2 separate regions of the Homo sapiens genome follow, and region 2 is linked to region 1. Evidence: read pairs that join two places in POLR2A ChIA-PET (ENCODE). Cell type or tissue: CD4-positive, alpha-beta T cell. All regions are shown on one strand. Each heading gives the region's core, and the rest is flanking DNA. Links, peaks and the distances in the headings are about the cores only. Region 1 overlaps ARHGAP27 (Rho GTPase activating protein 27). Region 2 overlaps LINC02210-CRHR1 (LINC02210-CRHR1 readthrough).

The links. Peaks named below come from ENCODE experiments on the same cell type or tissue, not always from the same donor. Only the 100,000 strongest peaks of a DNase experiment are listed, where the experiment ranks them.
Region 2: POLR2A ChIA-PET joins it to region 1 with 6 read pairs; 1 of 35 experiments calls an interaction of 5 or more read pairs at or near these places.

What each region holds. Positions count from the first base shown.
Region 1 is chr17:45,410,571-45,415,940 of GRCh38, reverse strand. All of the region lies in intron 4 of ARHGAP27 (Rho GTPase activating protein 27), which reads left to right. Among named protein-coding and RNA genes, the nearest start is that of ARHGAP27, 20 kb to the left of the region's middle. RefSeq lists a silencer at 3,785-3,972 and an enhancer at 3,815-4,315. In CD4-positive, alpha-beta T cell, for the core only: no CTCF peak of the experiment used is centred there; DNase peaks (open chromatin) are centred at 2,300 and 4,090; H3K4me3 peaks cover 736 bases; H3K27ac peaks cover 1,063 bases.
Region 2 is chr17:45,638,329-45,643,698 of GRCh38, reverse strand. The region is part of intron 3 of LINC02210-CRHR1 (LINC02210-CRHR1 readthrough); the gene reads right to left. All of the region lies in intron 5 of LINC02210 (long intergenic non-protein coding RNA 2210), which reads right to left. It also overlaps the pseudogene ARF2P. Among named protein-coding and RNA genes, the nearest start is that of LINC02210-CRHR1, 21 kb to the right of the region's middle. In CD4-positive, alpha-beta T cell, for the core only: CTCF peaks have their summits at 2,931 and 3,133 (motif pointing left); a DNase peak (open chromatin) is centred at 3,148.

The sequences.
Region 1 (5,370 bases), core at 285-5,284:
CTAAGCCATCGTCAGATTTCTGCCTTATCCTAAAACATCTCTCTCACAGCTGGTTTGTTTGGTTCAGGATCCCGTCCAAGTCCATGCCTTGTATCTGGCTGTCTCTTCAATCTCCCTTGAAGAGCCCTACCCTTTCTTTCTGCCTGGACATTGACTCATTGCCCTGCCTGCAAGGTGTCTATTTGCTTCCTTGCAGCAGTGTTTCCGTCTTCCTCTAACCTTGGTGTTACCTGAGAACTGGTAGGCAGGTCTGCAAGGCTTAGGCTGGTCGGATCAATGGGGCTCAGTGTCAGATGAGGCAAAGCCAGCAGGAGGCAAGGATGATTCTACCTTGAGTGACAGAGGTAGATGTCACTCAGATGCTAAGATCGGGGAAGGAGGAGGGAGAGGACAAATTTGATTTGGGGCACACGGTTTTCGACATGTACAAAGGACATCCAGATGGCAATGGGCTATGTGAGCCTGGAGACTGTGCTGCGAGTTGTTGATCTACAGCCGGTGGGGCTGGGCTCTCCCAAGGCGGTGGAGTGAGAAGCCAGGTGAGACACCAAGCATGAGGCCGTGGCAGAGGAGGTGGAGCCTGGGGCCCAATTGCTGAGCAGTAGCAAAGAAAAAGAAGGAAAACTAGGAGGCCTGGCCTGAGGAAGCCCAAGAAGGAGAGGATTTTAAAGAGCAAACACTGGAGAGAAGTCAGGCCAGAGGAGGACCAGATCTATCATCAAGGAAGTGGTAGAAGGCCTCTAAGCAGTGGGCTGATTGTCTAAGTGAGGGAACAGAGAAGTTGGCTCAAAAAGGAGGAAGGGAAAAAGGAATTAGTTGTTAAAAGGAGATGCAGAGCTGGGTCCAGGGAACAAAACTTTTTTTTTTTTTTTTTTTTTGAGATGGACTCTCTCTCTGTCACCCAGGCTAGAGAGCAATGGTGTGATCTCTACTCACTGCAACCTCTGGGGTTCAAGTGGTTCTCCTGCTTCAGCCTCCCAAGCAGCTGGGACTACAGGCAACTGCCACCACGCCTATTTTTTTTTTTTTTTTTTTTTTGGTATTTTTAGTAGAGATGGGGTTTCACCATGTTGGCCAGCTGGTCTTGAACTCCTGACCTCAAGCGATCCACCTGCTCAGCCTCCAAAGTGCTGGGATTTCAGGCGTGAGCCACTGTGCCCAGTCAACATTTTCTTTTTAAGATGGAGAGACCAATTGGGTGCAGTGGCTCAGGCCTGTAATCCCAGCACTTTGGGAGGCTGAGGTGGGAGGATTTCTTGAGCTCAGGAGATCAAGACCAGCCTGGACAACATAGTCAGACCCTGTCTCTAAAAAAAAAAAAAAAAAAATTAGCCGGGCGTGGTGGTGTGGGCCTGTACTGCCAGCTAGCCAGCTACCTGGGAGGCTGAGGCAGAAGGATTGCTTGAGTCCAAGAAGTCAAAGCTGCAGTGAACCATGATCGTGCCACTGCCCTCCAGCCTGGGTGACAGAGCAAGACGCTGTCTAAAAAAAAAAAAAACCAACATGGAGAGGCCTTGAGTTTGTTGAAATGAGAAAGGGACAAAGGTAGTCAGAAAGGAAGGGTTGGAAATTTGAGGTGAGGCCACTTCCGAGCAAGCGGGAGGCTATGGGGTCCTTCAGGACCGGGCTGAGGAGGTTGGCTTGGACGGCAGGCCCCTGTGCCTTCCACTGGGGGAGGGGGAAGGAATGGTGGGTGCAAACACAGATACGTTTGAGGGGGAGGGCAGAAGGTGATCATTCCTTGGTCTCATTTTCCCACCTCCCTAGTCTGGCTCATCCCTACAGCCTTCGCTGGCTGGGAGGTTCCCTCATGGACCATTTCTTTTTTTTTTTTTGAGATGGAGTCTCGCTCTGTCACCCAGGCTGGAGTGCAATGGTGCGATCTTGGTTCACTGTAACCTCTGCCTCCCAGGTTCAGGCAATTCTCTTGCCTCAGCCTCCCGAGTAGCTGGAATTACAGGCGCACGCCACCACGCCCAGCTAATTTTTGTATTTTTAGTAGAGACAAGGTTTCGCTATGTTGGCCAGGCTGGTCTGAAACTCCTGACCTCAAGTGATCCTCCTGCCTCGGCCTTCCAAAGTGCTGGGATTACAGGCCTGAGCCACCGCACCCAGCCCCTCATGGACCATTTCTGATCCCTCCTGGCCCCAGCAGCCCTGCTGGGTGTCTGCCAGCCTTACTTAGAGCACAAGCGTTGTGAGCCCTGAGGATGCCCCACCCCAGCTCCCACCCCGCCCTGGAGGAGCAGGCCAGGCAAGCAGCCCCATGAGGTCACCCAGAGGCTGGGGACAGAGTCCAGAGCCGAGGGCACCCAATCGAAACCCGAAGTCAGAAAAGCAGAAGTGCAGGCCTGCTTTCCCCCAATCCCCATGGGTGTGGGAACCCAAGGCCCGCTCAGTTCTTTCATAGAACCAGCCCTGTGACGGAGTAGGGTTGACAGCTCTGTTCTACACATGAAGAAACTGAGGCCCAGAAATTCAAGCAGCTGCTCAGCGAGAAGCTGAAGTAGAGTCTAGACAAGAGTCCAAGTCTCTGGTCTCCGGCTCCACTCTTTTTCCCTCTGAATCAATGGAAGCTTCTGCCCCAAGCCCAAGAAAAGGGTCTCACCTGAAACCGTTACATTTGGAATCTCACCCCACATCCATGCAATAAGATTACACTGAGTCAGCCGGGCTGCTCATGCCTGTAATCCCAGCATTTTGGGAGACCAAGGCGGCGGATCACTTGAGGTGAGGAGTTTGAGACCAGCCTGGCCAACACGATGAAACCCCATCTCTACTAAAAGTACAAAAATTAGCTGGGCATGGTGGCAGGCACCTGTAATCCTAGCTACTCAGGAAGCTGAGGCAGGAGAATCACTTGAGCCTGGGAGGCAGAGGTTGCAGTGAGCTGAGATCGAGCCACTGCACCCCAGCCTGGGTGACAGAGTGAGACTCCATTAAAAAAAAAAAAAAAAAAAAAAAAAAAAAAAAAAAAAGATTATACTGAGCCGTGGTGCCACACCTGGGAGGCACAGTCAAATCACCCAAGGAGGCTTAAAATTAAACACTTTCCCCAGGTCCCGGCCCAAACCACTTCCATCAGAATCTCAGAGGGCTGAGCTAGGCACAGTTCCCCAAAGCCTACTGAGGCCTGAGGCCCAGGATCCTGTGGGGTCACCCCCAGCTCCTCCGATCCTGCCCCTGGACATGTAGCTCTGGGCCAGGCCGGGATGGTTAAAGGGAGACCCAGTTTCTGTCCTGGAGAACATGTGTTTGGGGGAGGGACCTGTCGTGTGGACATGACTGAGCTCCTTGAGGCAAAGATCACCATTCCTTCTGGCTCTCCCTCCACCTGGCTTGGGTGGCACAGAGCAGACTCACTGAGTCAACAAAGGACACCATGTCCCCTCGCCAGCCCCTGAGCCAGTTCCTGGGCCAAGTCCTGGTTTGGAGGCGTTCATTTTGCCTCTAGCCCCAGAGGACTGGGTCTTCCTAGTGCACCTGCTCCTGCCCCAGCACTTCCTATGAGGGTTTGGGAGGGAAGAGTGAGGTCAGAGTGGGGAAAGGAGGGGTGTTGTGCAGCTGGTTTGTTCTAGAACCTCTCCTGACCCTCCCCCTTGTGCCTCTCAGAGGCATGAGGGTGTGGTGGAGGGAGGTGGACCCCTCTGGGGAGCCACTGTGGTCATCACCTCCTCTCACTGGGGGGAGGGAATCCGAGACAGGGCCTGAGAGCCAACTTCTGTGGCCAAGAGCAGGCAGGAACTGTGTGAGTTTGTTCACTCCCTATAGTTTGGGGCTGGAGCCCCCTGGGAGACCCCCATCATGGGGGCCCAGCTTCCTACTGGGGAAGAGAAGCAGGTGAGATGCCAGGTGAGTTGCTGGCTGCCCATTCTGCAGTCCCAGCCCTGACACTGACACTCCTGGCTCTGCCATAGGGAGTCCCTGCCCCCCATGCTACCTGCAGGGCAATGCTGAGGGCCTGAGTTCCACACCTGTCCTCTTCTCTCCCCTCTCCACCCAGCTCCTCCCTGGTGGCTCAGAGTTTCTGGCCTCTCTGGAATTTACAGAGGCTATTCCTGTCTCTGAGGCCTGGTTGCATAACCCTTGGTGACCTGTCATATGCACGCACACGTGTGTAGTGTGTGTGTGTGTGTGTGTGTGTGAGTCCTCATCCCTGGCCTCAGGGTGGGGACAGAGAGATGGGTCAGGTGTGTGATAAGCATGAGGCCTCCAGCCTTCTGTGATTCCTGCTGTCCTCCACCCTGATAGCGAGGAGGGGATTAGTCTACCCCTGGGGTCTGGGCTTCTGAGTCGGGTACAGGGGATGGGACACTGGTATGAGAGCTTTTGTGGGCAGAGCAGGGCATGGGGCCCAGTCTTGCTCCTAGTGTGATCTCTACAAGTGTCTCGTGCCCCACATTCACACTGTGCCTGGCTCTGCTTGGGGTCCTTGTCCCCAGCCCACAGTGGGTACAGGAGAAGAGGGGCTGAGAGACATGGCAGGGGAGAAAAAGAGATCCAGGGTGGGGGCCAGAGGAGGAAGAATGGGCCTAGAGTGGAAGGGTGGGGGTCAGAGCCTGACCAGGAAAGGAGGTGGACTTCAGCAGGGGTGGGCTGGTGGGCTTAGTGCTGCCTGGCCCTTAAGCCTGGGGAGGAAGCACTTCTAAGGGAGGAGGGAAGACAAGATGGACCCATGGGCTCAGAGGAGGGGCTGTAACTTCTTACTCAGGGCATGTGTCCACTGTGCGTGGCTGGGGTCTGTCATCCCCACACGAGGGGGTGAAGGGAAGAGAGGCCAGGAAGAAGATTTAACCTTCCTCCTGGAAGAAGCTGGTGCCTGGCCCTCTTCTCTGGGTCCTTAGAGAGGAGGGGACAGGCACGGGCATACTTGTACACGTATGTGGACACGCAAGTGAGAGTGGGCACATGTGGGCATGCAGGCGTGGGAGGGCATATGCATCTTGGTGACCGAGTCTGGAGGAGACAGACCCAGGTGGTCAGGCGGGCAGATAGTGATGTGGTCAGAATCCTTCCTGTCCTCCTCGGGGCTGGCACAGTCCAGATGCCAGCTCCCTGTGATATCACATCTGCCCAGACCCCTTCCTCTTTGGGAACTCTTCCCCTCCCCCCCACAAGCTTCCTCTTTCCCATTACACCCTCCCTGGGCCTAGAGGGAGTGGACAACCACTCATTGTCCTGTTTCCGCCCCAGGAGCCACTCCAGGCCAGCCCAGGCCCCCAGCACTCAGCGCCCCCTCTGCCCACCCTGTCTGTGCAAGCGCGCCCCTCCCCCACAGGCTCAGCCGTGATTCTCTCTGTGCAGTTCATGCTGTGGCTGGGTCTGGCCGTGATCTTCCTCTGTGCAGCCCACACCATGGCTATGTCTGGG
Region 2 (5,370 bases), core at 274-5,273, 230 kb before region 1:
GAGACTATGTTGAAAAAAAAAAATGCCAGCCAGGCGCAGTGGCTCATGCCTGTAATCCCAACCCTTTGGGAGGCCGAGGCGGGTGGATCCCCTGAGGTCAGGAGTTCGAGACCAGCCTGGCCAACATGACAAAACCCCATCTCTACTAAATATACAAAAATTAGCCGGGTGAGGTGGCGCACGCCTGTAGTCCCAAATACTCAGGAGGCTGAGGCAGGAGAATCACTTGAACTCAGGAGGCGGAGGTTGCAGTGAGCCAAGATCATGCCATTGCACTCAGCCAAGATCACGCCTTTGCACTCCAGGCTGGGTGACAGAGCAAGACTCTGCCTCAAACAAACAAATAAAAATGTTGGGGAAAGGAAGAGAAAGCCAGCAACTTCCTGGGTATCCAAGTCAGGCACATCAGCAGGTGTTTGTGTGCTCCCCCCAGCAAGTTCCTCACCTCCTTTACCAGGGGTTACAGCTCCATGAGAGAAAAGCCTGATAGATAGAGATGGAAGAGCCCCTTCTCCTAATGGTGGCTGTGTCTCTGCTTGGCTTATCAGCAGTGTGACAGTTTGCTGTTTTGATCGCTCTCCCTTGCCCAACCATTGCCAACCCAGGTTGAGCCCACCTCAAGGGATTGGGCAGATAGAAAGTGTGGGTCAGTACAATCCTCACAATAACTTAGATGATGACATTAGAGCTCAGTAAGGTAGATGTTTTTAACCATGGTCACACAGCTGGCCTACAGTGGAGCAAGGATTTGAACCCGGGGTCTTAATGCTAGGATCCAAATTGTTAACCACACAGCACTGGGCTGGCATCTGCAGAATCTCAGGTTCCCCATGGGTCCCCACATTTTAAGAAGGATGTGGACAGATCAAAGGGGTAGCTCCTGGAGAGCTACCAGGAGAATGGGAGAATGGGAGAGGCTGGAAATCTTGTCCTGTAAAAAACACAAGGAGAGCCAAGTACAATGGCTCACACCTGTAATTTCAGCACTTTGGGAGGCCGAGGAGGGCGGATCACCTGAAACCAGGAGTTCGAGACTAGCCTGGCCAATGTGGTGAAACTCCATCTCTACTAAAAATACAAAAATTAGCCAGGTGTGGCGGCTCACGCCTGTAATCCCAGCTATTTGGGAGGCTGAGGCAGGAGAATTGCTTGAACTCGGAATGTGGAGGCTGCAGTGAGCCAAGATCATGCTACCGCACTCCAGCCTGGGCGACAGAGACTCCATCTCCAAAACACACACACACACACACACACACACACACACACACACACACACACACACACACAAAACAAGACAAAAAAACAAAAAACCTACAGGTCATCAGGGAATTCTGTCTGAGATAAAAATGACTTGGGAAAATGCAATAACTGTCCTCAAGCTCTCAGAGAAATGTTATGTGGCAAAACAAAGACATTTATTTTTCACAGCAGTACTAGAATAATAATGATGTATTTCAACATTCTAAGGTTTAGAGTTCTCTTAAACAGGAGTGGGCTGCTTTGAGATACTGAGCTCCCGGGCACTGAAAGTATTCAAGCAGAAGCTGGACGCCATGGGCCAGGCTTTCTTTTATTAAAACCGAGATGCTACTCTTCCTCTTCTCAAAGTGCCTACAGAACAGCTGAGACCTACTTACCCAGCTCGTTTGTCACTATTAGTTTCATGACTATAAATTTCATACAGCTTTACTGAGGGATAACCTATGTACTGTACAATTTACCCATTGTAAGTGAACAATTTGATGGTTCCTAGTAAATCTATACAGTTCTGCAACCATGACTACAGTCCAGTTGCAGAAACTTTGTGATTATAGATTTTTTCCCCAAAGAACATTGTTAGCATCAAGGGTAGATCCAGGTCCCATGGGCCGTGGTCTCCGCTGACCTAACAGCAGGCCTCTGTGCTGTGGCTCTTTCCTCATATCCTCTCCTCATTCCTTCTTGGGAGTCACCTGATGCTGCCCTGCCACATGCTGCTTGGCCTTCCTGGGCCCTGGGCACCTCGCCCCTCCCCGAGTTGTCCCCGCTGGGCACCTTTGCTTCCTTCCCTCCTTCTTTGCCATGGCTTGGGGGCAGGGGCTTGGTCTTCAGCAGATTCCAAGGCAGTAGGGTGTACTTAGAAGTATGTGAGCCCTGATAACCCAGACCTGTATTTGGCTCACAGCCATGTGGCCTCCAGCAAGTCACCTTATTTTTTGTTATTTCTGTTTTGTTTTGAGACAGGGTCTCACTCTGTTGCCTAGGCTGAGTGCAATGGCTCAGTCTCATCTCACTGCAGCCTCTATCTCCCGGGCTCAAGTGATCCTTCCACATCAGCCTCCCGAGGAGCTGTGACTACAGGCACACACCACCACACCCAGCTAATTTTATTTTTTTTGTAGAGATGAGGTCTCACTATGTTGCCCAGGCTGGTCTTGAACTCCTGGATTCAACCAATCCGCCTGTCTCAGCCTCTTAAAGTGCTGCGATCACAGGCATGCGCCACCATGCCTGGTGACTTTATCTTCTTGAACCTTAATTTTTCCCCTTTTGTAATGCAGACATAATACACATGCCTCGCTCAGTGCAAAGATCAGAGATGATGTGTATCAAGTGACTAGCACAGTATCTACTTTTTTTTTTTGAGACAGTCTTGCTCTGTTGTCCAGGCTGGAGTGCAGTGATGCGATCTCAGCTCACTACAGCCTCCACCTCCCAGGTTCAAGTGATTCTCCTTCCTCAGCCTCCCAAGTAGCTGGGACTACAGGCGTGCACCACCACACCTGGCTAATTTTTGTATTTTTAGTAGATAGTTTCACCATGTTGGCCGGGCTGGTCTCGAACTGCTGACCTCAAGTGATCCACCCACCTTGGTCTCCCAAAATGCTGGGATTACAGGTGTGAGCCACCATGTCTGGCCAATATCCACTATTTTTAGTAAATGATAGCCATGATTACTGCTGCCACCTTCATTATTGACACTCAAATGTCCTCTGCTCTGAGTGCTTATTTTGCCTTTCTCTTCTAGGATATCCCTGTTTTCTGGGTCTCTCCTGGTGTCCAGCCATTACCACAGGCACAGAGATGGATTCCTCTACACTTGGGAAACCCCAAGGCTGACCCCAGCCAGGGATGCATGTGGGTTACTTGGGAATGGAGCAGCAGCACCACCTAGTGGCAATGTGCAGCAGCATGCTAATTACTGGCCAAATGCAGGAGCTTGTCTAATAGCTACTACATCAGGACACCTTGGAAGTCACCTACTCCAGCGGTTCGTCCAGCACTTGTGTGGCCACAGCATCCTCCTAGAGAGGGCTTCCCATGCCATGCACTAGAACAAAAGAGGATGTGGAGAATGAAAGACAAAATAGGAGAAAACTTCTCAGTGTAATGCTCCTCAGGGACCACAGGGTAGTAAAAAAAAGTTTAAAAAGCATCTCCACCAGATCTAGAGACAGGAAGTAGGTCAGTGGTTAGTGGTTGCCCAGTGCTGCGGAGGACAGGGGAAATGAGGAGTGACTGCTAAAGGGTACAGGGTTTCTTTTCAGGGTGATAGAAATGTTTTAAAAGTGGCCAGGCGCAGTGATTCACGCCTGTAATCTCAGCACTTTGGGAGGCCAAGGCGGGCAGATCGCTTGAGGTCAGGAGTTCAAGGCCAGCCTGGCCAACATAGTGCATCCCCGTCTCTACTACTCATACAAAAATTAGCCAGATGTGGTGGTGCACGCCTGTAATCCCAGCTACTCGGGCAGCTGAGGCACGAGAATCGCTTGAACCCAGGAGGCAGAGGTTGCAGTGAGCTGAGATTGTGCCACTGCACTCCAGCCTGGGTGACAGAGTGAAACTCTGTCTCAATAATAATAATAATAATAATGATAATGATAATAATAATAATAATAATGCTGATGAGTTTGTGGCCAGCACTGCTGTTCATACTTGGACAAGATATCTCCAGGGAAACACCGGAGCAAGACATTCAAAGGTAGGAGACACTTAATCCTCATAACTCTATGAGGCAGGTATCAGTATCCCCATTTAACAGTTAAGCAAACTGAGGCTCCGAGATACAGAGGCTAAGAGTCAGTGGCCTGAGGCTAGCAGCCAGTGAGGGACATGGCAGGGATGCAAACATGGCTTTCAGAGACCCAAGTCTTTCCTTAAAACTACTGTACTGAAAAGTGCTCCCCACTTATACTTACTTTGACTCACCAGCTCCAGTGTCACAGTGTGGGAAAGGCTGTAGTGGGTGTGCCGTGAAAAGGCAAGGCGTACTGCCAGGGCCTAAGGCTGGGACAGCACATCTCAGTTTGTCTTCCATAAACACACCCTAGGAGTTTCAATAGAAACTCTGCTAAAATTGATGAGGAAAGAGATTTCAAGAAGTTCAATACATTCAGAAGCACATGACTATCCTCTCCTCCTTCCAAAGCAAGTTCTTTATCGTCTGAGCAATCAATAAGTGTTTAACGAGGCCTGGCACTGTATTAGGTAAGCTGTAGCATAAATACAAAAGTGTAAGACACAGTCCCTGCCCATTTGAGGCGTACAATCTAAATATTTCTCAGAGGCCGGGTGCGGTGGCTCACACCTGTAATCCCAACACTTTGGGAGGCCGAGGCAGGCGGATCATGAGGTCAGGAGTTCAAGACCAACCTGGCCAACGTGGTGAAACCCTGTCTCTACTAAAGATACAAAAATTCGCCGGGCGTGGTGGAGGGCGCCTGTAATCCCAGCTACTCAGGAGCTTGAGGCAGGAGAATCGCTTGAACCCAGGAGGCAGAGATCACACCATTGCACTCCAGCCTGGGCAACAAGAGCAAGACTCTGTTTCAAAAAAATAACATAACATAACATAACATAACATAACATAACATAACATAACATAACATAAATAACATAAATAACATAAATAAAATAAAATAAAATAAAATAAAACAAATATTTCTCAGAAATTACTCCATGGTTAAAAAGCAAATCTGGACTTAGTTGCCAGTATTGCAATGAACATTCTTTAAATTCAATATTTTGAAGAAAAACATGATACCACACATTTATCATGGAATGAAATTTTTTCCTAGTAATATAAACTTCATTGTTATGAATAAATAAGGTTTGCTTCAGTTAAAATTCACCTGACATGGCCCTCCTGTATAATTTTTTATTTAATTTTATTTTTAAAATTTTATTTAAAATTTATTATATTAAATTTGGGACAGGTTCTTGCCATGTTGCCCAGGCTGATCTCAAACTCTGGGCTCAAGCGACTCTCCCACCTTGGCCTCCCAAAGTGCTGGGATTACAGGCATGAGCCACTGTGCCTGGCCAATCTTCTATAATTCGAATAAATATTTCTTGAAAAAGTAGTTTTAGAAGGTTAAATAGGCCAGGCGT